Linked DNA regions of Mus musculus: all the other regions are linked to region 5. A link is a loop called in an ENCODE intact Hi-C map of the cell type or tissue named here. Cell type or tissue: left cerebral cortex. All regions are shown on one strand.

What was found. Peaks named below come from ENCODE experiments on the same cell type or tissue, not always from the same donor. Only the 100,000 strongest peaks of a DNase experiment are listed, where the experiment ranks them.
Region 1: it touches region 5 in a loop (2.4-fold over the local background); 4 of 42 quality-filtered maps call a loop at or near these places.
Region 2: it touches region 5 in a loop (2.2-fold over the local background); 9 of 42 quality-filtered maps call a loop at or near these places.
Region 3: it touches region 5 in a loop (8-fold over the local background); 23 of 42 quality-filtered maps call a loop at or near these places.
Region 4: it touches region 5 in a loop (2.3-fold over the local background); 7 of 42 quality-filtered maps call a loop at or near these places.
Region 6: a loop joins it to region 5, with 8 times the contacts of the local background. A loop is called at or near these places in 27 of 42 quality-filtered maps.
Region 7: it touches region 5 in a loop (2.2-fold over the local background); 12 of 42 quality-filtered maps call a loop at or near these places.

The regions. Positions count from the first base shown.
Region 1 is chr9:102,005,171-102,009,170 of GRCm38, reverse strand. All of the region lies in intron 6 of Ephb1 (Eph receptor B1), which reads left to right. Among named protein-coding and RNA genes, the nearest start is that of Gm31326, 23 kb to the right of the region's middle. In left cerebral cortex, a CTCF peak has its summit at 2,357 (motif pointing right); a DNase peak (open chromatin) is centred at 2,401.
Region 2 is chr9:101,935,931-101,939,930 of GRCm38, reverse strand. Ephb1 (Eph receptor B1) reads left to right here. Exons shown (of 16, transcript NM_173447.3): 13 at 3,713-3,862. Among named protein-coding and RNA genes, the nearest start is that of Gm31326, 46 kb to the left of the region's middle. In left cerebral cortex, no CTCF peak of the experiment used is centred here; a DNase peak (open chromatin) is centred at 1,516.
Region 3 is chr9:101,312,451-101,316,450 of GRCm38, reverse strand. No RefSeq gene overlaps it. Among named protein-coding and RNA genes, the nearest start is that of Gm28979, 28 kb to the left of the region's middle. In left cerebral cortex, a CTCF peak has its summit at 2,251 (motif pointing left); a DNase peak (open chromatin) is centred at 2,228.
Region 4 is chr9:102,034,534-102,038,533 of GRCm38, reverse strand. All of the region lies in intron 5 of Ephb1 (Eph receptor B1), which reads left to right. Among named protein-coding and RNA genes, the nearest start is that of Gm31326, 52 kb to the right of the region's middle. In left cerebral cortex, a CTCF peak has its summit at 2,221; no DNase peak of the experiment used is centred here.
Region 5 is chr9:102,352,723-102,356,722 of GRCm38, reverse strand. It overlaps Ephb1 (Eph receptor B1), which reads left to right and starts at 2,030. Exons shown (of 16, transcript NM_173447.3): 1 at 2,030-2,441. The coding sequence starts at 2,384. In left cerebral cortex, a CTCF peak has its summit at 1,811 (motif pointing right); DNase peaks (open chromatin) are centred at 3,099, 3,462, 3,552, 3,741 and 4 more places; H3K4me3 peaks cover 2,049 bases; H3K27ac peaks cover 1,644 bases.
Region 6 is chr9:101,688,004-101,692,003 of GRCm38, reverse strand. No RefSeq gene overlaps it. Among named protein-coding and RNA genes, the nearest start is that of Gm31326, 290 kb to the left of the region's middle. In left cerebral cortex, a CTCF peak has its summit at 1,651 (motif pointing left); a DNase peak (open chromatin) is centred at 1,656; H3K4me3 peaks cover 399 bases.
Region 7 is chr9:102,270,505-102,274,504 of GRCm38, reverse strand. All of the region lies in intron 1 of Ephb1 (Eph receptor B1), which reads left to right. Among named protein-coding and RNA genes, the nearest start is that of Mir7243, 32 kb to the left of the region's middle. In left cerebral cortex, no CTCF peak of the experiment used is centred here; a DNase peak (open chromatin) is centred at 1,591.

The DNA.
Region 1 (4,000 bases), 350 kb after region 5:
ATACAGATTATGGAAATGATTATAATGTTTAAAATAGTAGCATAAAAATATAGAGCAGCCGGCAAGACCCTCAGAAGGCAAAGGTGTTTTGTTAGCAAACCTGATGACCTTTGATATCTCAAAACCAAATAAAGGTCAGAAGAAAGAGCCAACTGCCACAAGTGTGTTCTCTGACCCCCACACATGTGTAGTGGCACGTAAACACCTCCCCTATCATATATAAACAGAGAGAGAGGCACAAAAAAAAAGAAGAAACTCTTACAAATTAAAAGAAAACAAAAACAGAAGAGATAAACGGATTCATAAAAGCCAGGCAGGGCTAAGTCACAGACTTAAAGAACATGGTCGTAGTCAGCCACTTGGAGAAGAGATCTCTTTATGTATCTGAACCAAGTAAAGTTATGAAGACGTTATCTCAGCGAGGAGAGAACGGTAGATCCTGCTAAGCCGTTGCAGCTGCAGTCGTTCCTGCACAGGAGCAGGAAGCAGATGAGAACACCTGGATTGGGGTGGGCAGCAGGGGAATAGTACCGGTGTGAGAGCGCTCATAACCAGGGGAAGTTCATGGGTTGAGCTGTAATGCATCAAGCTTTACTACTGAGTGAGGCAGGAAGCCACTGCAGGTCTAAGAGCAGAAGAGAGACAGGATGGGACTTATATACTGAACATCATTCAGGCTGTAAATAGTCCTGCTTGATCCATAATCACCTGTCAGGAAGATAGATACTTGAATTGGAGCATCAACTACGAGCCGTTGAAATTAGCTGGCTCCCGTATCTACGGTGCACACTGCAGGTAGAGCTAACAGGATGTCTAAGTTGGATAGGATGTGGATGAGTTTTAGAGAGACACCCTAGAGTGATGTGGGCATCATCAGCTGAGGAGGAGATCTTGGTGGGTAATGGATGTTGGAGTGGAGGAAGAGAGCAAGTGCAGCTCTGTGGCTAAAACGCCTGTGAGAAAGCCACATCTCTGCGTGGAATAAAAATCCTGTGACCTCGGCCAGAAGATAATTCCTAATTTAGAATTAGGAGAGGGGATGGGTCAAAGATGCTTATGTGGGTTGCTGGGATGTACACAATGTAAAATCCTTTACCTGGGCAAAGGTACCTCTGCTGGGTGTATGGGCTGGAGAGAATCATAAAGATCAACAGCCCCGCAGAGAGGCCAGAGAAATGGCCAAGCAGCAGTGCATTAGAAACAAAGCCCCGATTTCCAGCGCCCGGCCAAGCTGCTGTGGTCCTGTGACTTAATCATTGTAGCGCACAGCTTGCACATTGGCGAAATGGTAGCAGTTTTACATTCCTGAAAGGAGAGGTGCAGACAGGTCATCAGTCTTGCCCGAGGGGAGGTGCGACCCCTCGGCATTATGACAGTGCCTGCCGTTGAGGGGAATAAGGTAACATCCCAGTCTGTCTAGAGGATCCTGGCCTCTGTAGACAGTTGATGCAGAAAACTCAACAGATTAGGGGTAATTTTAACCCTTAGTTAGTTAGGGTTATCACCACTGAAACACGAAACACCGTGATCAAAAACAAGTTGGGGAGGAAAGGGTTTATTTGGCTTACACTTCCACACCATAGTCCACCACTGGAGGAAGTCAGGCCAGGAACTCAAGCAGGGCTGAAACCTAGAAGCAGAAGCTGATGCAGAGGCCATGGAGAAATGCTGCTTACTGGCTCGCTCCTTGTGTCCTACTCAGTCTGCTTTCTTATAGAATCCAGGACCACCAGCCCAGGAATGGCACCACCCACAATAATCTGGGTCCTTCCCCATCAATCACTAATTCAGAAAATGTCCTACAGCTGGATCTTATGGGAGGCATTTGCTCAATTGAGGACCCCTCCTTTCAGATGGCTTTACCTTGTGTCAAGTTGACATAAAACTTACCAGCACACCATTATGCCCACTTCACAGCCAAGTTAGCGATCTATTTGTATAAAAAATAATTTGGGAAGTTAATAAGGTTAAGGGTCGATCTACCAAGCTGTTTGGAGCCATTGATCTCACCTTGTACCAAAGTTGACATATATGTCCCACCAAGTTACAGTTAGCAATGTACTAGGCAATGTACCGAGTCATTCACTAGGGTCTACTCAATCCCTTTTACCACACTGGGACCTTGCAGCACTACTGAATTATATCTGGGAGCAAGAATTTTCATAAAGTATGCCAATTTGGTGTCTGGACTTACTCAATAAGATTTAAGCTTCCTTCTATACTTCAGTATTAATAGAATTGCTTCAGACAAAGAATAATAATAATAATAATAATAATAATAATAATAATAATAATAAAAGTAAACAAAAATACTTGTGTAGGTCAATCATGTGAGGACAGCTCTTTTACCCTGCAGCAGGTGGCAGTGTTGGCAAGGGGCTGAGTGTCTTGGTACCATCTGCTCTGCCTCTGCTTCACCTACAGTGGCTAAGGCAGTCACGTCAGTGGGCAGCTGTGATGAGGTCATGTGTTTGACATAACCTGGCACCACAGTCATGTGGCTCATGCCATGTGCCTTGGCTTCCCGCTCCCCAGCTCAGCTCATCCTCTGCCACTGTCTTTGCATTGCCATCCAAACCTCCTGCCTTGCAGCATGGTAATTAACCTTAGCATCTTGGGCTATGAAGGACATTAGTCTCCCCTTTTAGGCCACCCCCTTGCTTCCCATTAATTCATACTAATTATGAACACACACGTACACATAGCACTCAATGCCCGAGGCAGCTTGCACACCTCAGTGGAGCATATTATTGTCCTTCCTGGAGAAGATGGGATGCTTTTCTTGGGAAGACAGGATTCTTTGCCTAGTCACTGGCCACTCCTGAGCATATGAGAGTAGACCTCTCTGTAGCTTACAAAGTGCTCCCCTGTGAAATCCATTATATTGCCTTGACCACTTCCAATCTGACTAAAGAAAAAGACATTAGCCACGAGAGCATTTTGAAATAATAACCAAAATGGTAATTCATCATATATTGAGTGCCTATTACGTTCCAAATACACACAGATATATTAGTTCTGATCCTTGAAAGAAATACACTCATAAGCCACTTATAATCAGTTATAGATGATGGAACTAAATCACATAAAGGCTAAAAAAAAAAAAAAAAAAAAAGGACAGGCCTGACCACACAGGTCGCATATAGGGAGTCACAGAACCAAATTACAGACATTTTTATTATGTTTTAAAGCTGGAAATTTCTGGAATTGTATGAAATCACCATCTCTGCTCAGGGTCTCTGCAGCAGAGCAACTCCTGAAATAAGATACTGGGTTTTAATATTAAATTCAAAGACGCATAAGCAAAATGAAAGATCTTCATGTCTGCTTTACCAACATAAATGGAATCCAGCCCAGTAGATGTCTTGAATTCAGTCCAAAGGAACTAAGTTCCCCATTCCCCCGTCTTGTACCACCTCCTCTCCTCACGGAAGTCCCAATTCCCTTCATTAGAACCAAGAGTCGTTAGAACTACAGGCAGTATATCAGGAGATGGGTGTGGCTGTGTGTAATAGCACTTTATTTATAAGGCAAGTGGCTGCCCCATTAGTGGTAGTCTTGCAACCTCTGGCAGCTCCCCTGTGGGTCTCCTGCCCAACAAGGCTCTCAGTCTGTGCTGGGGACACTTTTCAATGTCAGTTTTGTGGATAGAATCAGTAAGGTTCTGCCTTCCCCCCAACAGCTCATTAATAGAGAGCTCAGACCAGAGAACTAAGGACGCTCCCAGAGCCTTTGCCACGTTCATCTCCATCCCCATCTCAATCTATTCCCATCCATCATTCTCTCTTGTTTACTGTCTTGTAGCACGCTTCACTCCTGGTGTCCGCACATGTAGGGAAACCATGGGAGGAGCGGCCACATCTGCCCTCAGCTGTCTCAATGATGAAATGTTTACATCTCTCCAGCACTTCATAATAACTGTCTAAGCTAGGGCCAGTTGGTGTAGATTGGGGAGGATTTCTACTCTTCAGATTTCGAGATCTCGGAGAAACACTTCCAG
Region 2 (4,000 bases), 420 kb after region 5:
CTTTCTCTGTCCACAAGGATGTTGATTCCTTCCTACTGAACCTCCGTATTCTTCAGCATGCTAAGAATTCTCTTTTATGTTACCTAACACCCAGCAGAGAAAGTCACTGTTTCTCTGTGCCCTTTCTTAATACCTACATTGGAAAGTAAGGGACCCTTACGACACTTTGCAGACATGTGGATGGACTGGCCTTAGCTTCAGGTCCAGATTTCCTCTTCTAGCAGCAAGACCTACCTGGCTTGTGAATGCCTTGCCTGCTGCAATGTCATCAACTTCCTGTTCTGTCCCCTCATGGGGCTGGTCAGCATCCTCTAACCTAATAGATTTCCTGTCATACAACCAGAGATAAGTTAAGTAATCGTGACCGGCACTGTAATTACCATTGAGCTTGAGAAGACACCACCACCTGTGTGGTACAAAAACAAAAACAAACAAACAAACAAATAAACAGACAGAGGAGAAATTTAAAATCCTTGGGTGGGAAGACACAACCCCTTGCTCCCCTGACTCTGTGTTTCCCTTTGTTCTGCCCCCAGAGGTCAGTGTGCCCCTGGCTTCTCAACCAAGAAGAGCTGGCCATGACAAGTTGTCACTTCCTTGCCCAGGGTGGCTCTTCTGGAAGGCCCAGCCACCTGCTGAGATGGAGGGAGTGGTGATGACAGGCCGAGCTCCATGTTCAGTGAGGCCCAACAGTACAAGGTGGCAGAAGGGCTTGAGGCTGCCCGCCAGCGGGGCTGGCACGGCCACTTTACATGCGAGAGGGAGCAGTCAACAGCTGCTGCTGACAGCCCCTGGGGTCTGCTCCAGACTTGGCAGAGGAGGACACTCCCAGACTCCCAAACCAGCTCTTTGAAATTCAGAACTACACCTCCATCCCTCACCCTCTGCAACAAACACACACAAAAGATAAGCAAGCCTCAAGTCCCTTTACTTAAGGACTTTCTCCACCTAGTCGCCTCTGTCTCCTAGTTTTGCACACTAATGCTGATAAGTTCTCACATGAGCATCTCTCTCTCTCTCTCTCTCTCTCTCTCTCTCTCTCTCTCTCTCTCTCTTTCTCTCTCTGACACACACACACACACTGACACCCATCCTGTCCTCTCTTACCTTAACTCAGGAGTTGTCCACACTGTTTTGAGGTGGGGTCTGTTATTGGCCACAAGCCCACCAAGTAGTTTGGGCTGGCTGACCATGAGCCCCAGGCATATGCCCTTGTCTAGCATTGGGATTACAAGTGCAGGCCAACATATCTGGCCTTCTTTATATTGTTTCTGGGAATCAAACCCCGGTCCTCGTGGTTGCGAGGCAAGCATTTTACCGACTGAGCTATCTCCCTGACCCAACTCAAGTATTTTGAAAAAGCGAAAGCTCTTTCCCTTTGGAGAAGTTGGTCTATCTCAAGATGTGGCAACAACCTCTCCTTCAAGGACACAGTGAGCTACCACCCACTGACATTTCTGTGTTTGGCAGTTACTGGTTCGTCAGATGATTTCCACCTCTCTTCTCTGCCATGCTACCATATTGCTACAGCCAGTGAGTGCATCTGTGTTCTGGGGGATTGTGAGGACAGAGCATCCCTTGCAGGGCAGCCTAAGCCTGCCCTCCAGGTATTTGTCATGTTTCTGGCATTTGAGCTAAGGACATCTCCCACCACAGAAGCCTGCCAGAATCCGCAGGGGAAATCAGGACTGTCTTCCTTGCAGAAAGTTGGGCATGCGCTGGGGGAGGGAGGTCTGGGCCAGGTGGCCTTTATTTCTCTCAGCCCTGGAGAGGCAGCCAGATAAAATGCACTCTGCTGCTTAGTGTTGCTTCTCCCTCATCCTGTAGATTAACCATTTATACACGTACCAGGCATTCTTGCTGAACTCCACCAGAGATATCAGTGATTTGAATGTAAGAGTGTTCAATATAAAAGTTTGGCTACAGCTGAAGCATGGATCTTGGGAGGAAGGAAGGCAGTGTCTGATGCCCCTTGGTATAGCTTCTATTGTCTGGTTCTTTTAGTTTCAGGGATTGTGGAGTGATTCCCTGTCCAGGCACAGACCAGTGCTATGCGGTGAGATCTGGTATTTAGCATGATGGGTGGAAAAGAAATTCACCATGGCCTAAGGAGTGATGTGTTTGGGTGACAGCTTTGACACTTATCACATGAACACAGAAAGTCAGTGTATGTGTGTGCAGGACAAGCCAAACTTCCTTGATTGCTTTCTCACCCTTACCGCTTCTGCAGAATCCCTGGCCTCAGCTAAGCTGGACTGCTTTAGCCCTCTACTGTGGTCTGTCTGGATTTCCCTTCAGCCTCAAGTGTGTCTGGTCAATGACTTGCTCTCTAGAGCTGAGCACAGCAGAAACAGTAGTTAGCACACAGTGAGAACAGTAGTTAACACACAGGCAGTGCCCATCCAAGTATACCTCATGCATCAGATGTCCATGGACAGTCGCCCCTTACTACACTGGATGCTCAGGCTGTACAGCATCCCAGAAGGGTTGGCTACTTTCCCTGGTCACATAGGTAGAAAAAGCCAGAACTTGTGTCAAAACTAGTGGCCCCCCACAGCTCACCTTTGTCCTCACCCTCCTCCTTTTTCAAGTTCATTAACGACATTTTGAGTTTTTTTTCCTGGTCTGCCTCTCCATTATCCCATAAACATTGATAGCAATTTGTAGCCTCACTGGGTGGGCTCTTCTGGAGACCCCAGATCCTCCTTGAACGGGGCCAGGTCTAGAAGGCAGATAAGGGCCAAACAGAGAACTAAGTTAGACACATTCAAATGGCACTCAAGACCGAAAGGAGAAAACAAAAACAAAACAAAACAAAAACAAACAAGCCAATAAAACCAGATCAGCCCTTTGGAAACAGGATCTCGAATCTGATCCTGGCCTCTTCTGAAGGGCAGCTGGGGTGACCACCATACAAACGGGCCAAGGGCTCCTCATAACCAGTGCAGCCTATGGCTGTCAGCAGGACAAGAACATGGAGCTAGGAAAACCTTTCCTCAGAAATGGAGTATATGAGCAGCGGCCATGGTGCAGCTGGTGTAACTTTTCAGAGTTCCCAGAGAGTATGCCCCATGGCTCCTTAGACAATATGTCCCATGAACATGCTCCTTAGTGTTCATTGCATGTCCATGTGAAGTCATGCCATTTGGAGAGAACCATACTGGAATATGGCCAATCACGATGTAAGTAGCAGTCACCTCTAATTGATGTAAATGCCCATCCAAGTATACCTCATGCTGTGAGTGCCAAGGCCTCTGTTTAACTTGAACACCTCTAACACCAACTTGAACACCTCTAACACCAAATCTGTGCAAACACTGATGTGAGACAATGACAGCCATAGCTTGCATCTCCAGTAGCCAATTGGTTGTGGTTCTAGTGAGTTTAGAATGGTTTAGTGCTCTCTTCCCAACACCTTACTAGCACTGATGGTAAAATCAATGCAGGGTGTCAGGTTGGGATGGTGAAATCTCGTCATTGCCATACCCTTCATGTGTGGAATCTCCATGAGGCTACTATAGGCCTTGCTGGTCCCCCATAGCTCTTCTAAGTAGACTACTGTCAACAGTTATTGCTTGTGGGTCAAGGAGTTTCTTGGCTGTCCTGATTTGCAGGCTAAGGCAGCACAGGTAGGGTATGGTGTAGAATAAGATGTGTGCCTGTTTCATTTTACTTTTATGAACTGACTTGGTTTGGTTTCACCTTCTTCTAGGGAGGGAAGATCCCTGTGAGATGGACAGCTCCAGAGGCCATCGCCTACCGCAAGTTTACGTCAGCCAGCGATGTCTGGAGCTATGGGATTGTCATGTGGGAAGTGATGTCATTTGGAGAGAGACCTTACTGGGATATGTCCAATCAAGATGTAAGTATCAGCCACATCTAATTGATGTGAACACCCATCCAAGTGTATATACCTCATGCCCTGCATTCCATGTGATGAGGATTGGGCTGGGACTGGGCTAGCTGAAAATCACAGCCTGAGTCCCCATCCTGCCCTGCC
Region 3 (4,000 bases), 1.0 Mb after region 5:
TCGAGGCCAGCCTGGTCTGCAAAGTGAGTTCCAAGACAGCCAGGACTACACAGAGAAACCCTGTCAAAAAAAAAAAAAAAAAAAAAAGCCTAACCAAAAATTTAAAGAAGGAAATGATAAGGAGACAATAATATATGCAAGTAATAGTCCTAATAAGGAGCTTGTCTCTACAATACACTAAGAACTCTTACAGCTCTGCAGTGGGAAGCTCAAGACCAGTGAGATGGCCCAGTGAGTAAAGGACATTGCCACCTAAGCAAATGTCCTGAGTTTGATCCCAGAACCCAGGTAAAAAGCCAGACACAGTGGAGTATTCCTGAACTCAAGTTCAAATCAAATCCATTCACTGTATTGGTTAGATCTTTTCTTTGAGAGGGCCAGAATCTTGCTATGTAGCCCTAGCTAGCCTGAAATTCAATATATAGATCAAGGTGGCTTTGAGCTCAGAGACCTACTTACCTCTGGCTTCCACGTACGAGGATTAAAAGCATGCACCACACCAAGCCAGCATAAATTTTTTTTAAGTTATATAGATGGTACCTGAATTGTATCTCAATCTTTTAAGACAAGGTAATGACCCCTTACATGGTTCTTCTGTAGACAAACTTTAAGTCCCTCTCTTGCCTGCAGTATGGATACCTGACGCTCACTGTTCACAGTAATCTACAACTGTGGTTCTCCAAGCATGGAGCCTGAGTGAAGGGACCTTGGGGGCTCCTTAACAAATTTCCTGGCCCTCCTAGTGAATCCTAAACTTTGGGCTGGAATCCAATTAACAAGTATCTCAACAAGATGTTCAGCGAATCAGGATGCCCACTGAGGAGTTAGATTCGTGGTCTGCTTCTCTGGAGAAGGAGAAATAGAAGCTCTACCTCCCTAGGGCAAGTTTGACTCTACAAATCCCTACTAGCTCCATCGTCTGGATATTTAGTGGGCCCTGGGCTTTGCTTTGAACTCATTGGTTCTTTTCAGTCTTTCTCTACAAAGTTAAGCCATGGCCTGCTCTGTGTGTGACCATTCCCTCTTACCGTCATGGTTTTCCTCCTTTTTGTGGCCAGTGTGTTACTGCAGATACCCCAATATCTGGGTGTGGATAGGAGTGCTGGTAGACCTTACTTCTTAACCTTGGGACCTTGAACATATGAACATCTGGACCTCTGGAGCATGTATTTGACTCCAGATTGCTGTGTCTTTGGGGCACAGAGGTTCCTCTAACCTCTGGAGAAAAGGGACACATGTCAGTCCAGAATAGGAGCATAACTTGGTAATGGCATCGATGTGTATCTCCAATTCCTAGCTCCTACCATCGTGGGACTTATCACATCTCCAGGGTTATCCATCCCAGGTGAACCTATTTCATTAGCCCTCACCTGCACCTGTGCTCTCAATGTTCCCATAGAACAGCTAAGCTCACGGTCACTATATGCTCGTCGGAATTTGCTGAGAGATTCAAGAGCCCAGGTAGTCAACGCAGGGTCTCTGAGAATCAGTGGTAGAAACCAACGGCCTCATATAAACAGCCCAGCCCTACTCTTGCACAGGCAAATGAGACATGTAAATGCTATGACCGTTCACTCGTATGAGTCATACCTAGGAAAATGGGTGAGTTCTGCAAGCCATGTTAAATGTGCAGGCATGTGAGTGTGTAGAACATATCCAGAGACCTGACGATAAACATCTCTCTGGCTCCCTTCCTGCAGCAAAGAGCAGACGTAGAAGAAAACCTAACAACTGAAAACCCAGAGCTAAGTTATCAGAAAGCAAATTAAAGCTGTTGGGTATTTTTGTTGAAACATCTCCACCTCTGAAATCTAATTTCTCCCAACTTTCCATATAGGATCCTGTGTTGTATTATTTATAAGAAAATAATATTCTGCCCTCCCTTGACAGCATTTCCAGGCTGCAGAACCCACAGCAGCCATGGAGTAACAGAATAATTTTGGTAATGTTTCCATAGCTACCTTGCTTCGAAGTGAGGTTTATTCTGTTTTAAAGTCTACTGACCTATTCACATCCGTATTTGAGGTATTTTCAATCTAATCCCTTACCTGCCTATTATCGTCTAATGTGCTTGTGATTTCTGTATTTAAGAGGCCCTGGATGCATAAATATGGTAAGCTTTCTAGTTACATGTAACAATACGATTTTTCCCCTCCCTACTCCTTTCCCATGTGTATTCATTCTGTCTTTCCCTGGCACTGCAAGGCAAACCTGCCAGAGGTTTTTGGTCAGAAAGGCTGTTTAAGGTACACTGGCGCCCTCTTGTGGTCATTCTGGCTTTGTGGTTTTTTTTTTTTTTTTTCTTCCCAGGAGGCTTTCACTTTTTGCAAGAGAAAGGCTACCACAGTGGTTGTACCAGCTTAACAATCCCACCAACAATGGAGGAGTGTTCCTCTTTCTCCATATTCTCACCAGCATCTGCTGTCACCTGAGTTTTTTATCTTAGCTTGGTGGTTTCCTCAGAAAATTGGACATAGTATTACCTGAGGACCCAGCTATACCACTCCTGGGCATATACCCAAAAGATGTTCCAACATGTAACAATGCTATGACACATGCTCCACTATGTTCATAGAAGCCTTATTTGTAATAGCCAGAAGCTGGAAACAACCCAGATATCAGAGGAATACTCAACAAAGGAATGGATACAGAAAATGTGGTACATTTACACAATAAAGTACTACTCAGCTATTAAAAACAATGAATTCATGAAATTCTTAGACAAATGGATGGAGCTAGAAAGTATCCTGAGTAGGTAACCCAATTGCAAAAGAACACACATGGTATGCACTCACTGATAAGTGGTTATTAGCCCAAAAGCTTGGAATACCCAAGATACAATTCACAGACCACATGAAGCGCAAGAAGGAAGTTCAAAGTGTGGGTACTTCGGTCCTTCTTAGAAGGGGGAACAAAATACTCACGGGAGCAAATATGGAGACAAAGTGTGGAGCAGATACTGAAGGAAAGGCCATCCAGGGACTGTGCTACTTGGGGATCCATCCCATATTCAGTCATCAAACCCAGACACTATTGTGGATGCCAACAAGTGCTTGTTGACAGGAGCCTTGATATGGCTGTCTCCTGAGAGGCTCTGCCAGAGCCTGACAAATACAGAGGCGGATGCTCACAGCCATCCATTGAACTGATCATGGGGTCCCCAATGAAGGAACTAGAGAAAGGACCCAAGAAGCTGAAGGGGTTTGCAACCCCATAGGAAGAACAACAATATCAACCAACCAGAGCTCCCAGGGACTAAACCACCAACCAAGGAGTACACATGGAGGGAACCATGGCTCCAGCTGCATATACAGTAGAGGATGGCCTTGTCGGGCATCAGTGGGAGAAGAGACCCTTAGTCCCGTGAAGGCTCGATGCCCCAGTGTAGGGGAATGCAAAGGCAGGGAGGTGGGAGTGGGTGGAGGGGTGGAGGAACTCCCTCATAGAAGCAAGAGAGGGGATGGGATAGGGGGGCTTCTGGGGGAAAATCAGGAAAGGGGGTAACATTTGAAATATAAATAAATAAAATATTCAATTCAAAAAAGAAAGAGAGAGAAAGAAAGAGAGACAAAGAGAGAGAGAGAAAGAAAAAAGAAAGAAAGAAGGAAGGAAAGAAGGAAAGAAAGAGAGAGAGAGAGGGAGGGAGGGAGGGAGAGAGAGAGGGAGAGAGAGAGAGAGAGAGAGAGAGAGAGAGAGAGAGAGAGAAAGACAGACAGACTACCATAACCGCTCATTGTCTTGGGTGTCCTTGTGTCTGTGTCTTTTGCCCGTTGTGAGCAAGGAAGTCTGTCTAGAACAGGTGACCTCTGAGTGACAGTGTTCCCTGCTCTTTCCTCCAAAGCAGGCTTCGTTAATAAGGATGGCTGCTTTGGGTTAGTCTTGACCTGGAGCACACGAGGAAGATGATGGACCAAAAATATGTCAGAAAGATATGAAATGAAGAGACTCCATGGAAGGAGAAAGCAAGGCTCACTTCAGCCAAGCATAACCGATAAAAAAC
Region 4 (4,000 bases), 320 kb after region 5:
GAAGACTGGGGTGTATCCAAAGGCCATGGTGAGACTTTCTCAGGACACAATTGAGTTCGTGCAGTGTTGGAGACTGGCAAGGTCAGCCTTCCTCTCCTAACTTCACAGTGTGATTCATATAAATGTGTGTGGTCACCACTGTCCTAAGCAGATGACAGGCCAACTCTGACCAAGAGAAGTCATGAAATCAGTGAACCTGTAAGTATTTCCTAAACCACCTCTCCTTGAACTATGGACTCTTTTCATACTATAGGCTGGGTCTTCATGGAGAAACAGAGTAAACATTACCATGGACACCCCACGTGTGTATTTTTTTTCACATTCACGAAGAACTAAGGAATGTATAGCTTCATTTAATCCTCATAATTACCCAATAATTACCCATATTTCAGATAAGGAAGCAGAGGGTTGTAGGGATTTGGAGAATTTAAGATAGAAAGGTATATAGAGACATACCACACCCTTACCTCCAGTTTCAACCTTCCTACATCCTATGATAGTTCCTCTGGTCTTACCATTTAATAGTTCATAACAGTAGACTTTTGTGGTTCCCAAGGAATGAAATTATGTAATCACCCTATGTACCATTGAGCGTAGGGACCATATTTCTTCACTTAGACACAGGGCCAACCATAAGTCAGTCTTTGTCTTCCATTACAACCCTAATCATGACATTCCAGGACCTTGCTTCCCTTGACTAATATTGTGAGATGACTGTCACCCAGGATGCAGTCAGGGGCAAATATGAGGTGCTACCTCTGAGCACCTCAGGTGTGTCCACCTTTAGCAAGCTCTCTGCAGAAGTGTGGCTCAGATGAAGAAACTAGGTTTGGAGTGTTTTTTGAATTTTCTCAACATCTATTCACCAGAAAATAATGTCCAGGAATTTCAAACTCAGGTTTGTGACCATTTTATCATCAAACCTATCAAAAATCACATTATGGTGGGACATATAACCTATAAACTCTCTCTAAGCTATTGCCATGTAGCTGGGCCACTTTAGCTGTCAAAAAAATGTCCATCATCTTGGCCAGGGTTGGTCATGAATTATGCAAGCTCAGATTTACGTCAAGTCTGGAGGGATGTACCCTCTCACTGAATACAGCTGCTGTGACTTTAAAGTATACTGGGTCAGGAAAAACTCTCTCTGTTCTCATGGCCAAGCAATTTGCAGTGAGGCTGTTATCACCACAACCCCCCTCAGTCACTTTGTGGCCCCTGGCCTCAGATTATTCCGATGGTTGGATCAACTGTCTGTCCTCGAAAATTAAGTGATTGATAAACTTCACGTCTCCTTCTGCTGGCTATAGCCAGATCATCAGATTCAGGGAAAGGAGGTGCAGAATCTTAGGAGTAGGGGGATGACTCTCACCAAGGCCTGAGATTATCCAAGCTTGAGGAAACAAGCAAGCCTGAAGGCCAGAGAATAGAAAAGAGAAACCAGTTGGGGTAGGTGAAGGGCAGTAGGGACTGGTAGAGACTTCAGGGAACTGCAGGACGTAGATAAAGCCACCACCTTATTCCTTCAAGTGTTGACTTTCCCATCCCTGTATAATCTTATAAGCCCCAAATATGGATCTAAAATGTTGACAGCTGATTAGAAAGCAAATCCAGTTCTGGATTTGGCCTTCTGGCTATGGCTGGTATCCTCTCATTCGGAAGACAGAGCTGATTTACCCAAGCCTTAACACGAGCTGTGTTGTTGATTCTCATTTCACTTGCGGCAAGCATCTTCCTCACCTTCTGGGTTCATGGAGGGGGATCCTGGGCTGGGTTCCCTCTGTGCTCCTCACATGATTCATGCAAATTCATTTAACTGTCAACACCCCTCAGTTCTCACCTGTGAAATGAAAACCAGGATAACCTGCTTCCTTAGCGCCACAGTGACAAGCACATGAGACAGAAGACAGAAACGCACTCTCAATCCCACTATGGGCTGGGAGATTGGCATCATTTCTGGGAATATGTCCTGATCACATTGCTGGACTTCCCTTCCTCACATGTTTCCTTCTGAGGCTTCTGAGTCACTTTGTTTGGGATTGATGCTATCTGTATCCATTTGCCCATGGTGCCTTGACTGGAATAAGCATCAGAAAGGAAGGGGCCCAGTCTGCAACAATGAACTCATAACGAGGGAGGGGCAGTCGTCAGTGCCCAGTACCCAGCTCAGGATAGACCTGCCTCTCAGGAGCGCCCTCTGCCTTTTTATACAACTCTGCACGTGGAGAAGAGCCACTGCCTCCCCTCCTCAGATGATTCTATCAGCTAGACTTACAGGTGACATTTCTATTGCACACAATTCATGTATGGTCTGCTGAGACCCTGCATGTGAAATTCCATCCGTCATGTCCACAACACAGACATAATCTATTATTTAGAGTTGTGTAAAAAAAAAAAAACTGTGCTGTTTCTGTTAACAGTCATAAGCCCCTCTAGTTTGTCCATTTTCGAGGAATTTTTGAAGTTCTTGGGCAATTAAAATCACTCAGAAGCACCGCTTTTCCTACAAAAGAATTACCTAGAACATCAATGCCTCTGAATCCATCACCTAATTTGCATTATTCCTTGGTTAAATATAGTATTTGCATGCATAAAGAATAATCTTTGAATATGAAAAGGAATTTATGATATTGCAATATATTGAGCTCTTTGGAGGAAAGATATTATGTAAATCTCAAAATTAAATATTAAAACAATATTACACGCTGCCTGTGAAAATGTAGAGCGCTAAGATCCCATATGCTGGAACCGGTTCATTTTTAAAGGCTGGTCTCATTGGAAAAGAGTGGATGAGAATTGCTCCAGAGTAGAGAAAAGATTGAGTCAGGGCTCTAACAACACTGGAATGACTTTAAAGAAAACCTTGAAAGAAGTAAATAAAGAAAAGTTTTTTTTTAAACTTAACAGAAATGAAATTTTCTCTGTTCTTAATTCAATTTCATAGTTCACTTTATTGCTGGTTTTTCGGTTGCTGACTCCAGGAAGGTTTGGAGTGTTTCTTAAGTCGTGCCATTGAGAAGAAACTTGCAGGTGGCCTGAGAAAGATGTTGACCTCAGAAAGGCCATTTGCAGGCACTGGCATGCTGTCAGTGGGGGCGAGGTCAGCAGGCAGCACTGCTGTTGACCCAGGTCGTGGGTATCCATCCTCAGCAGCTTTGGGGTTTTCCTCAGCATGGAGAGCTCTGAGGAAAACTAGGCTTTCTTACCTACTACCAGCTTCTTTGGAAAAGAGCCACAGAATACCAGGCACGGTACTCTAGAGAGCTTTAGTAGCCACAGATAGCAATTCATACATGTGTTAGGCTGGGGGAGGGGGCAACTGGATGTGACTTGGAAGTCCAGATCAGCCAGATGACCAGGTACCTTCCTCTACTCTTGCTCCTAAAAGGACTTAGGGAATTGATGCTTAGGATAATGCTGTGACCCAAAGGACAGAAGGAGATTCAGCTGCCTGTACAAGGGGCCTGGTTGGTCTATTTGAACACTTGACCTTTGGAAATACAACCACTTAACACACTCTCTGTGACAGTTATGTGGTGTTGGCTCAGTACACACCCATGTGCTTACCCATTCTCCTTCATTCCCTTCCTCAGCAAATGCACTGACAAATACCTTCTGTCAGTCATAGACATAGCAGGAAAGTAAACAGGCAAAGATCCATGTCCTCATGGAGCATTTAGGAGTCCACATCACCCGCTAAGACCAGTCTGAGAGGCCCAGGAAAGCCAAAAGTTGATTGGTGATTCTACTGTAACTTGAGGGTCTGAGCCCCTCAACTGGGTTCTTGGTCCCTGCTTGAGACTTAGGATATAAAAACATGCCAATTCCAGAGAGCACTTCGGTTTCTAGTTTCAGTAGCTCTTCAGCGACCATGTTGGATGGGATATTCCACTGTTGGTTAGCTGGAATAATTTGATCTCCATGCTAGGTAGGCCACACAAACACTGGGTTTCAGAAATCTTTATGTCTGGTTCCGAGTTGTAGCTAGATGCTGAGAGTT
Region 5 (4,000 bases):
TTTCTTCAGGAGACAGTGAGGAGCCGCTGGGTTGAAACACTATGAAGAGATAAGACCAAGATTAGCTTAGGAAAGATTACGCTGGCGGCAGCACTCAGCGGGGTTACAGAGGACAGAAACCGGGTGGCCAGTTAGATTCTTCAGTTGTCCAGAGGGAGGAGGGGTGACACAGAGCTGAGACAGATGGATAGACCTGAGACAAAGGCATAAAGAAGAGGAAGCAGGAGAGGGGGTTTTGCTGGGTGTGCTTGGTGGGGTGGAGGGAAGGAAAGAGCCCACAAACCACTCATGCATGCACCCAACATCCATCTGAGATCATCTACCCACCCCACCCATCCATTCATCTGCTTGTCATCATTCATCCATCCATCCATCCATCCATCCATCCATCCATCCATCCACCCATTTATCCATCCATTCATCTGTCCATTCACCTATCTGTCTGTCCATCCACCCATCCATTTGTCTGTCCATCCATCCATCCATCCATCCATCCATCCATCAGTCTGTTTTCCATCCATCATCTATCTATAATCCATCCACAGGGATGGATGCAGTTGGTCACCAGTGCAGGGAGGGGGAGGGGTTTCAAGGTAAGAGCTTTGGGGATTCCTCTCTTAGAGGCTGGAGGGATGAAGGAGGAAGGGCAAGAAGTAGTAAGACAGGTAGGCAGTGAAATTGGACTGTGGAGAGTGTTGCCAAAGCTGCAAAAGACCCAGTACTCACCCATGTCAGAGAGGGGCATCCCTCACTTAAGGGACTTCAAGACACAGTGCTGTGGAGGGACAAAGAGCAGCTGAGGTAGTATTAGGGAAGATTAAGCAGCGGTCACTGACGTCATCCTTTCAGGTTCTGAGGCCGGATGGGTGGATGGTAGGGGAAGACACAAACAGCCTGTGTCAAAGTCTGGGAAACAAAGACCTGTCAGAATCAGGGGTCTGAGTGTGGCTGGGGTGGTGAAGAGGGAGGCAGTGTCTGTGAAAGACAGAGTAAGTACCCAGGGTGGGGAATCAATGTAACTAAATTCCCAAAGGAGAGTTGCCAGATGTTAATGTCTTTAAAAGGTTTGGGGAGGGGGCTGAAGCCCCTCCCACATGAGTCTTCCAGGAGCATCCCTAACCTTGCGGGAGGAGGTGAGGACCTTCTGCCACACAGCTTCTGACAAGCATCAAGGCCAGGGCCGGATCTGAAACAGCCTGACCTGATCAACAGACAGCAAAATGGGGCATTATCATCAGAGCTGATGGTGGGAAACCACTTCTATTCTGGAGCCTGGTTTTCCTGTGGTTGCAGAACTCAGTCCTTCCCACCTACCTCCAGGCCTGGTTCAAAGCAATGTCTCCCTTCCCCATACCCCAACAAGTTGTCAGACTTTCGGCTGTTTCTTCATGTCTTCCCATTATGACTGTCTTCTGACAGCAGGCCCTACAGTGGATGCTCAGAGATCCACCTGGGAAGAGACTTTTGGAGATATACAGCTGAGGATATGATAGGAAGCCCACAGGGTGTTCTAACTACCCCCGAGCAGCCGGCCATAAAGTCTTGAAACCATATTCACTCACTCCACAGATGCATGCCAAGAATAAGACACTGTTAAGGTTCCAGGAATTCTGAGTGAACGAGATCAGACAAGACTCAAAAATAAACAAAATTGATTAGTAAAATGATATAGGGTGGCGGCATTCTGCATAGGAATAGTCAGGAGTAGCTGTGGGGTGTCTGTAAGCATAAGGGACCTCAGTTGACTTCTTGGCTGAGCCCCTCCTTTTCAGCTTGGGGAAAGCGAGCGTGCGAGGCTGCAGTTCTCCTAAATCACCACAAGAGGGAGCGCGATCACCTCCTAGCGCCTTCCTAACCCTCCCACACAGCCTTGCAAGCAAAAGTTTTTCTTAAACTAACAATGCCAGTGTAAGGAGGTGCTCGCGCCTGATTGGATGAGGGAATTTTGCAGGTTTGATTCCTTGATTGGACAGGAGGTGTTAGGGGTGGAGAGAGAGCTGATGGTGGGGGATCCCGCTCCCTCCCCCGTCAGTCTGGCCCGCTCTGTCCTCCCGTAGGCTCCGCTGTAGCTCGCAATGTGACACCAGGACGCACACGCTCTCGCGCGCTCTCCCAGGCTCGCTCTCCCTCACCCTCTCTCACACACGCACGCACACACCCACCTCTCCCATAAACACACACACACACATGCACACCCACATCCACGCGCGCCCGCACCGCCCCACGCGCGCACACTCCCGCCCACGCCCACGCCGCGCTCCGGGGAGTCCGGTCCCGGCCAGAGCGCGAAAGGACACGGAGAAGCCACCCGCCGGGAGCGCAGCGGCGCCCTGGGACGCGGCGCGTCTCCGCTGGGGCTCGGCCTGGGGGCCGCTGGCCGGCGATGGCCCTGGATTGCTTGCTGCTCTTCCTCCTGGCATCTGCAGTGGCCGCGATGGAAGGTAACGTACCCTTCGCGGAGCAACTTGGTGGCTGCCGGCTGCCAGTTCATGGGTGCCGCGCGCTTTGCAGGGCTCCTTTGGCTGCTCGGCCGGGCATCCTGGTGCTGGAGAGAGAGAATGTCACCGATCCTGGGTAGAGATGGGGCACCGGGATGGGGCGGTACCCACAGGCATGCCCTGCGCCGACCCTGGGCGCCCACAGCAGGTTCGTTCGCACGCAGAGTCTTTCGGCTCCTGCGCTCTGGTGCTCCCAGACAGCACGATCACCGGACATCTCCGGCTTAGAGAGCCTGGATCCCGCTGCATTGCGGTGCAAGCTCCTTAGCTCTGGGCGAAGCTGGTCTGGGAAGCGATACCTCGGGCCACTGGGCTCCTAGAGTCGGCACCTTCGGCTCTTTCTATCCCGGGCCTGGATGCGCTGGCTGGCGAGCGGTAGCTTGCTGTCTCCCTTTCGCAGTCTGAGGTTTCCGGACTCTGGGCTCCGCAGGCAGGCTGCTTGGGGGATCACAGAAGGTCCTACTAGTACCCCAGCAAGTGACTGCCAAACGAGAGGGGCCAAATCCATTGACCGCACCCTGGGGGGGAAATCAGCCCTAGAAGCTGCCGGGTTGCAATCTTCCAGGGACAGCAAGTGCGAGGCGGACGCCTTTCTCGCCTTCTGAGCTTTGGAGCAGGGGTGGGCTTGGGTGAGTGCTGGCGGTGCTTAAACTCATCCGGCAGTTAGAAGAGACTGCGTGGCTGCGAGCCCACGAGCCAAGACACCATCCCTGCTGGCTCAGCGTGGTTGTGCCTCCCGCTGGTGGCCAGCCAAACCCGCTCAGCGGACCCCTTACCCGGCGCACCCAGGAGCCCCGGCGCTCAGGGCTCCCGCGAATCCCGTGGGAAATCCCTGCTCGCCTCCCCGCCTCCCGCCCCCTTCCCCGCCCCCAACCTTCCCTGCGGAGCCGCGGCGGCCGCCACCTCCAGGGACGCATCTCAGTAGAGAAGGAGCAGTTAGAGTTATCTCGAACAGAGCAACTCTGGGGTGAGGCGCCGCCGCCACGCCACCCCTGCTGGAAGCCCCACATCCCGATGGATGTCTCTGGCCAGGTGGACTCCACCCGTAGGGACATTCCTCGTGGAAGGTTCGCAGCTCTCTGTTTCCCCTGTTGTGTTCCCATTTGAGAGCTGGCTCCACTGGATTGCAGGTTCCAGGTGAAACGGACTCGTTCAGTGGAAACTCCAGACCAACATTGGTCCAGCGTCTCTAACCCTTCCAGTAAGCACTGGCATACACCCGTGCCCCTCTTGGTCATAGCAGGGAAGATGTCTTAGCCATGGCAAAGACTACCGCTGCTCAGTCTCCGTGGAGATGGGTAAGCGAGGAAGCAGCAATTACTGCACAGAAAGCTCTCGCTTGTTTCCTGAAGGTGGCTTTTTGTTTGCGCTTGACCTCCTGCTGCCCTGCGAGGCTGCTGGTCTTCGTGTGTGTGTGTGTGTGTGTGTGTGTGTGTGTGTGTGTGTGTGTGTGTGTGACTTTTGGAATGTGCAGGGTTTCGACTGGTATGGAGTGTGGCTAG
Region 6 (4,000 bases), 660 kb after region 5:
CATTAGACACTATTTAACTTGATTTCAGTTTTCACTGGCATCTGGGAAAAAAAACCCTTCCCAGCCCTAAGCACTACATGGGTCTCTCTTCAACTGAAGCATAGGAGTTGGCAGAATCAGGACAGATATCTAACCTGAGAAGATGACAATGGAAAATAGCAGTGAGATTAGTGCAGTGGGCCAGTGCTGGTGACTTTAGAAGGAACCCCTCAAATTGTGGTTGTCTTTCTGTTTCCGTGGGAGAGCGAGTCACAACATGACGGACTGCAGAAGCAACTGAGCTTAAGATTCTTACTACAGCAGAAGACACCAGGAAAGGAACAGTTATGGGAAGGGCCTCAGGATAGGGCAATGAGGAGGACATCAAGTCCAGGGATGAACCAGGTAGCCTCAGACAGTGACATCAGACACATAACGAAGGTGCCGAGTCTTCATTACCCTGCCCGTCTTGTCAGCAGGAGGGCTGGAGGGTCCCCAAGAGCCATGTGTCCAGATGGACCATACCAGGAGAAACGCCATGTGTAGCTAGTTCTTTGGAGGTGCCTGTGACCCAGTGGGTAACAGTTCTATTCCTTTTCTAGAAATTAAAATAAATAAGCAAGAGAAGCAATCTGGAGGCTTCCCGATACAGATGAGGGAACCATCCGTTGCTCAGTTTTGTCTTCCTAGAAAGGGCAGATGCCAAACATGATCTTCCCCTGTTCTGCTGGTACATTATTTTCCCCCTTCTTTGCAGGCTGGCTTTTCTCGGCTGTCTTTTTGAATACCTCGAGCAGAACACCCCTGTCTTGTTAATGACTTCAAAGATACCAGGTCCACTGTGCAGCGAGTGATAAAAATGTACACAGCATGTGTTGGATAAATTAATAAACTCTCTGGAGCCTACGAGTCCTCAGGCCCAGCAGCACCGTAATGAAATGTTATTCTGAAGTGGAGGAGGTGGGAAGGAGAAGGGGAGCAGTATTTAATATATGCAAATTAACTAGTATGCAAATTGTCACTAAGTTAAAAATAACGGACTGCGAGAGGAGCCCATTTTTTAAGCAGCTTGTTTATTCATTAGCCTAATTTCCATTATCAATCCTTCTGTTTTCTTCTTTATTAAGTACTCACATTTGGGGAAGTTTGCTTCCTACAAATTGTGTTTTACTCCAAAAACCCATAACAATGCTTAAAACAATCACCATATATTAGCTTCTCTCTGTCTCCTTGATTTTGCCCTTAGCGAGCATCCTTTCTTTTCTTCCTGTTGCTTACCTCTCCTGGTCTTCCCTATCTCGGTTCTCCGGGACCTTTTGTTTCATTGCTGAAGGCGGCTCCTACACGGCAAGGGGCGAAGTGAGGAGAAGCCGCTTGCCTTAAAAGATCTTATTCTAAGGACCCCTTCTCCCAGGCGCTCACCTGGATAGGGTGGACGTTGCCACGCAAAAAGCAGCCCAGTTTGTTTTGTAGACCACCAGCATCCCCTGGCTAAGTAACAGAACAGCCAGAAAAATGCTCATCCCGATTCGGGTCTGTATATGGCCTCCTCAGCTTGAGACAGACCTTATATACAATGTTAAGACAAATTGGCATCCAAAATCCAACTCTTTTGTCTCAAGGAGCCGAGCCGCCACCTCGCTATGTGCAAGCTCTGGTGCCCCCTCGAGGCCAAGAACGGAACAGACCGTGGAGAGTCCTGGCAGATGCTGAAGTAGGCAGGAGGGTTCACACAAAGCCTTTGGTTGAAGCTTTCAGAAAGCAGGCTCCTTGAAAGAGGGGGCGCCTGTGAGCAGCTGTGGAGGGGGACTTATGGGTTTAGCCTTCCCTAAAGCTGCAAGGCTGAAAGGTTGGTTATTGTTTCAGCTGTTGTCATTTTGCACGTGGTTTTTAATCACATTGTTAATTTGGGCAGTAAAATAGGGTTTTCCAGGTTTTTCTCTGAACGTGCTGCTAGATAGCATCTGTACAGGCTCTGTGCCCCTGGCATGTGCATCTTAGATGTTGAAAGGCACACATTGAGGCTCAGGATTCTCATGCCCTTGGAGTCCTGTGGCCAAGCTACCCTGGGAACCCAAGGCTGGTCACCCCAGGATCCCCACTGCATACCTGAATATGCCAAATGATTTCACAGTGACCACAAATTCCCAGAGCAGATAATTCCAGCTACAGCGGTCACTGGTGTTTATAACCTCCCAAGAGACATACTATGTCAGAGGGGGGAAGCTATGGTTTTCATCTCTTCACTCGGGGTCTGAGCTTTGGTCAGCTCCCCTACCCCCACAGGCACACACACTAAAGTACCCATTACTCAAGGGCAATGGCATCAAATGTAAAGGGTCACACTTAGGCAGCTGCCAGAGATCAGCTGCAGACAGGAGGTGGCTAGGGACTGAATTTACATCAGCTTCTGAGCCTCTAGTCCAGACAGCAATCTCCCAAAGCTCTTAAAAAAATGGTGTCAAATGGCCAAAGACCTTCAAGAGACAATGGCATCAGAAATGGTCTCTGACACTAAATGCTGAGGGGAACCAGAAAGATAAATCATTATCATTTAAGCTCTGCGCGTTTTTTTAGACATAGTGTTTTTGCAATGTTTCCATAGAATGAAGAAATAAATCACCCTGCCCTTGACACTTTTAATAACTTTAAGAATGTGGTTAGGGTAATACTTAACTTTATTGACATATTGTATGGTTCATCCATCTCATCAAATGTCAATGAAACTTCGATGAGTATTAACTGAGGGCCCATAATACACTAGGAACTGGCTAGAAACACCCCCTCCCCCCGCCGAGTTCTCAAGTACCTTCCAGAAGCTCTCACTCACCGGCTTGACTGCTTCTGTGGAAATCGATCGCCTAGAAGGTTGTGCTTGAGGTTTGGAAGCTGGGACTCAGCAGAATCTAGCTAGGGAATTTGGTTTGCTGACTTTGGGGGGAGGGGGGAAATCCCTTCTTGGACTATTTGTGAGTATTCTCAGATTTAGGTGCCTCCTGTGAGCTTGGGACACAGACATGATAAATGGCCATTGGACAGTTGTGCTCCAGAGAGTCTGTGCAGCTTCTATAACTCAAGGTGGGCTCTGGAATTGCCTGGTCTCTACTTTCACAGAACAGGAAATAAGCCCAGGTAGGATCAACTCTTCAAAGTCACAATGCTACAACATAGCAGAACACTTGAAAATTGACTGTCTTGATTCTCAAGCCAATCTTCTCTCCACTAGTGTTCCGTTGGTGGTTGTATATTTTACAAAGGTTGAGAAAAGAAGGGAGAGGTCCAGTGAGATGGCTCATTGGGTAAGGATGCTTGCTGCTAAGCCCGACAACCTGAGATTCTGAGAAACCAGGGAAGAGAGGATGGAAGGGGTGAGCATATCAAACAATGCAAGGACTGACTGTGGTGACATCTGGCTCTTCTCAGCACAGGTTTCTCTCTCATTTCAAAGTTGAGCTGCTGTCTTTCCAAGAACACTGTGACCACCAACCCTCCCCTCTCAGCCATTCTAAGAGAGTCTTCATGTTTCCATTTGGACATTACTACTCCAAGAAGCTGTGCCTTTCCATGAAACCTAACTGCATCTTTTCAAGGCCCCCAAACCACATTACCTCCCCCTCACAGCTCCTAACATACTCCATTTTAATTGTATTTTATTTGTCTGCCTTCTCCAATCTTCTGTGAACAGCTGAAGGGTAGGGGCTAAGTCTGTTCTGAGCTCTCAAGATTGTCTCTATAGATCCTAAAGATAATAACTCTAAGAATGCAGTGAAGGTAATACTTAACTTATTGATATTGTTTACCATTCATCCATCTCATCAGACCTCAATTAAATCTCAGTGACCATTAAATAAGGGTTCGGCATGTCCTCAGCAGTAGAGCCTGGCATAGAGTAGATATCCAATAAATATTTTAGAATCCATAAATGAAGAGTGGGACACAGAGTCTCATCAGGAGGAAAGTGTCATTAGCCATTCCTCTCACAGAGTGATCCAATTTCTCCTGTCCCCTGAATACATCCTTG
Region 7 (4,000 bases), 82 kb after region 5:
CAGCCACTTACATGTGCTCTTCTCTGTGGGAAAGATGAGGATGGCTTCAAGTAGCAAGATGAGGGCTGTGCTGTTACAAGTAGCTTTTCATGTCCATGGTGTAGCCTTGTTACCTGGAGCAGCTATGCCAGGCTTATCTGCATCATGTACCCAGGCAGGGTCAGAGGAGACATGCTGTGCTGGTTTTAAACTTCTGCCATAGGATGTAGGGGAAGAGGGGGGAGGGAGAGAGCCAGCATCCGGCCAGAGTTCCTGAGCTCTGGGCAGGCAGACACAGGAGGACTGCCGGATGCTTTCCACGAAGCCCCGAGTGGGCATTTGGCCTGTGTGAAGCCACTGACCCCACACGGCAGAGGGGTAGACAAGAGCAGTTTCCCTGTACCAGGTTCTCAAGTCTCCGGCATCCCACGCTGGATATGGCAGAGGAGCTGAGATCAGAATAGGGGCCCCAGGGCGACACTCTTGGGAAGAGGGCAGAGAGAGAGGTTCCCATGAAGGTGAGAGTCAGTCTATGGTTTTAGAGCTTTATTGTAGAAAGGCAGGGGGAAAGAGAAAAGGTAGAAGAGAGAGAGAGAGAGAGAGAGAGAGAGAGAGAGAGAGAGAGAGAGAGAGACCGGCCATGGCCAAGAGGAGTAAAGGGGGAAAAGGAGAGAGAAGAAAGGCTAGAGAGTAAGAAAGCTTAAAGAGAGAGAGGTAAAAGCTTAGAGACTAAGAAAGAGTATAAGAGGGCGAGAGTAAGAAAAGTAAAAGCTTAAACAGCCCCTCTTATAGTGGGATTGTTATCTTGCTGTTGCTAGGTAACTGTGTGGAAGAGTCTAGCCAGAAGGCCAGAAGCTTGGGACATTGTGTATGTGACTACTAGCTATGAGACTCTCCTGTGGGGGCTGTGGGGGCGGTAACTTCGACAGGAGCCTGGGGTCCAGGAGACACGAGGGAACGCCTTCTGTCCCATGTAGATGAAAATTATCACCACTGGGTTTCACCGGGGTTCCACACTTCAGTGTGAAGACTGGAGACCCAGCTGTCTGTGCATAGCCCATTGCCCCACAATAGGAGTCTCCCTGGACCCTCACCATGAACAGTGCTGTCCGTCTGGCTTCCAGGTGAAGTTGGAGAGGATTCTCTGCAGCCCCAGAACAGGGGCAACTGCTCCCTCGTTGAGTCTGCCCTTTGCCAGACAGTGGCAGGTGCTCCATGCCCAAGTTCACTCCGGATGAATGTGGTTTCAGTTTTGTGTGGCCAGTCTGGAACTTCCTTGGAGAACTCCTTGGACCCAGTCTTCACTGGGATTTCAGTAGGATATAGATGAAGCAACTCTTCTGATTATTTAAAAAAATAAATTTCTTATGACAATGGCTCATTATTTTTAAAAAAATCTGAACAATCCAATTGCCTTTTTTCAACTTAAAATTTTCCCCTCCCTTAATAGAGGAGCAGGTTGTTGGGCGAGGGGAGATGGCAAGGGTGTGCTAAAGCTTTTAAAGAGCTAAGCCCTAGGAATACATGGTGCCTCTTACTGTGTGGCTGAAAAGAACTGGGCTCTGAGGCTGGCTGCGTGCCTGACTCCCTGCTGGAGGGAGGCAAGCTTCATCTTGAGCACTGGGTGAGTCTGCCTGCTTCCTCCTGGGAGGAAGTCCTTCTACTTTGGCTTCCCCTGGCTTCTATGGAGCTGGTGGGGTGGGGAGAGTTGGTCTGTTGGTTACAGCTTTAATTATAGTGACAAGCAGTTTTCTCATCAAGAATCCAAATGCTTAGAACCAAAGGGGCCTTCAGGTCACAGAACCCAGTATTTTCTGAGCTACCATGCTTTGCATGCCAACCCCTTGGACGGATTTTTGCCACATGGCTTTACTGTCTGTACTAACGTTCATTCGTTTTGATATTTTAAAATGTGTTTCATCGTAAAAGCAGAGTTTGTCACAGTAGTGTACAGACAACCAGAAGCGTGTGGTAGAGGACAAGTTTTGAGCTGAGACAAAGATGAAAATAGTAAGTTTCAGTTAAACCTAAAATCAGCTAAGTCTTTTTAAAGAGATGTTAGAGAAACTCCACACTCGAATCTAAACCTCTCTACCTTGAGGTAACCAGAGCATGAGAAAGGGGGCGAGAGGGACACGAGCTTCTCCCCAGCACCCTTTTGTGGCACAGTGTTCCTCCAATCCTGATACTTCTGATGCCTTCAGAGCATCTGGGAACTGTAGTAGGATGGCATCAGAACCGGCATGCCCCTCACCCCCTGCAGAGGGCACGCGCCAGATTCTGTCCCCAGGCGGGACTTGCTTCCTGCATGCAGGCCCCTTGTCACTAGGCTGAGATGTTCTGTAGCATGGCTTGATAGTGGTGACTTGTGTTCTTCCACAAAGAGCCCCCTTCCTTGAGATGGTTATTATGCCCATAAAGCCCAGCGATAACCCTGGCTAGTTCTAAAAGGCATGGCACTGAAGCCAGAGACATGGGGATAGGACAAGTTACAGGGCCAGGATCCATCTTCAAGGCTACTTTTGGAGCAGCCGGCCAATGCTCAGACTGAGCGAGGCTTCCATGAATGGGTTGCATTGGCTGCAGAGAACTGTGTTGAGGGTCTGCAGCCTGTCTAGGATTGACTAGATGGATGCGGATAAGAATCAGCGGTGCTTTCAGGAAGCTAGAGAGCCTGGAGTTGGCTTCTGGATCCTCCTTTCAAGAGGAAGGGATTGATGGTACACTGTGAGAGAAAGGTGTGGTATGCAAATTACATGGCCAAGTATTCTAGGACCTGAATGCAGTTAAAGTGAACCATGCTTCTCAGGGGAAGCAGTGCCACTTCCACTCATCCTGGAAGATCAAGGATAATGGAGGACCCTTGGTCAAGATCATTGAGCCCCTGTTCTAGTGGGGGATTCTGGGTAGCCAAGCCTTCCTACCAGTGGTAAAATCTTCTGTAAGTAATGACTCCCCAGCCTTTGTACTGATGTTGCAAAATCAGGAAGGGTCATCTCCCAGCATGGCAGTAGAGCCAAAGGCTCAGTGGGAGAGGAAGATGTGTGTGAATATACCACGGAGTGTACAGGATCTATGGAGCAGAATGCAATAGGAGATATATGTGTGGTGGGATGGGCATGAAACATGTATGCACACAGAGTCAGGAGACTAGCCAACATGAGAATTTACCCAGAAGTCATCCTTGGAACCACGTGATCCAAAGGTACCGTGATGCTTAACTTCACTGTCATGAGACTGGATTTGCAATCCCCGAGGAAACACACTTTGGGGGATTTTTTTCTGTTGGGGGGGGGAGTTGTTTACAGAGAAGTCTAGTTGAGTGTGGGAAGACCATCCAATGGATTGTGGACTGCTTGCATCAGGGGCTTTTGTCACAGCCACGAGAAAAGCAACCAGTACAGGAGTCTAGGCTGATGCCAGAGGAGCTGAACCTTATTAGAGAGGAGCTTTACTGGCATCCCACCTGGGCTCAGGCTGATCCATGAGCAAAGACCAATGCTTAATTATATGCGGAGATGGGTCAGGAAAGTCTCTGTTCTGAAGGGACCTTCATTATAAAAAGGTAAAACCTATGAGAGAAAAGGGTTCTGGTCAAAGAGCTCTTGACTGGCCCATGTCCTTCAGCAAAGCTGCCCAGCTTGTTTCAGCTGACATCCTCACCAGTGTGGCAAACAAATGTATTATTGAAAGTAGGAAATAACTTGCAAAGACAGCCAGTCTCTCAGCACAACATGGCTCTTACTTTGAGTTTGTTGAATTCTGACTTTGTAAAGAGAGTTCGGCTTGGCAGGCAGCGGGAGAAAATGTGTGAGTGACTGCTGCCACATTGGACCATGGCTTGGCACGGTTTCTAATCAGAGATGGCTGAGCAAATGGAAATGAGGGTTCATGGAGGGTTAATAAAGCTTTATTGCAAAAACTAAACAAAGAATTCATGGAATGAAATGATAACGGGGAGATGTCCAACAATATTCTTTGGGATGTATCCAAGACTGCAATCAGTGTCAAGCTAATTCGG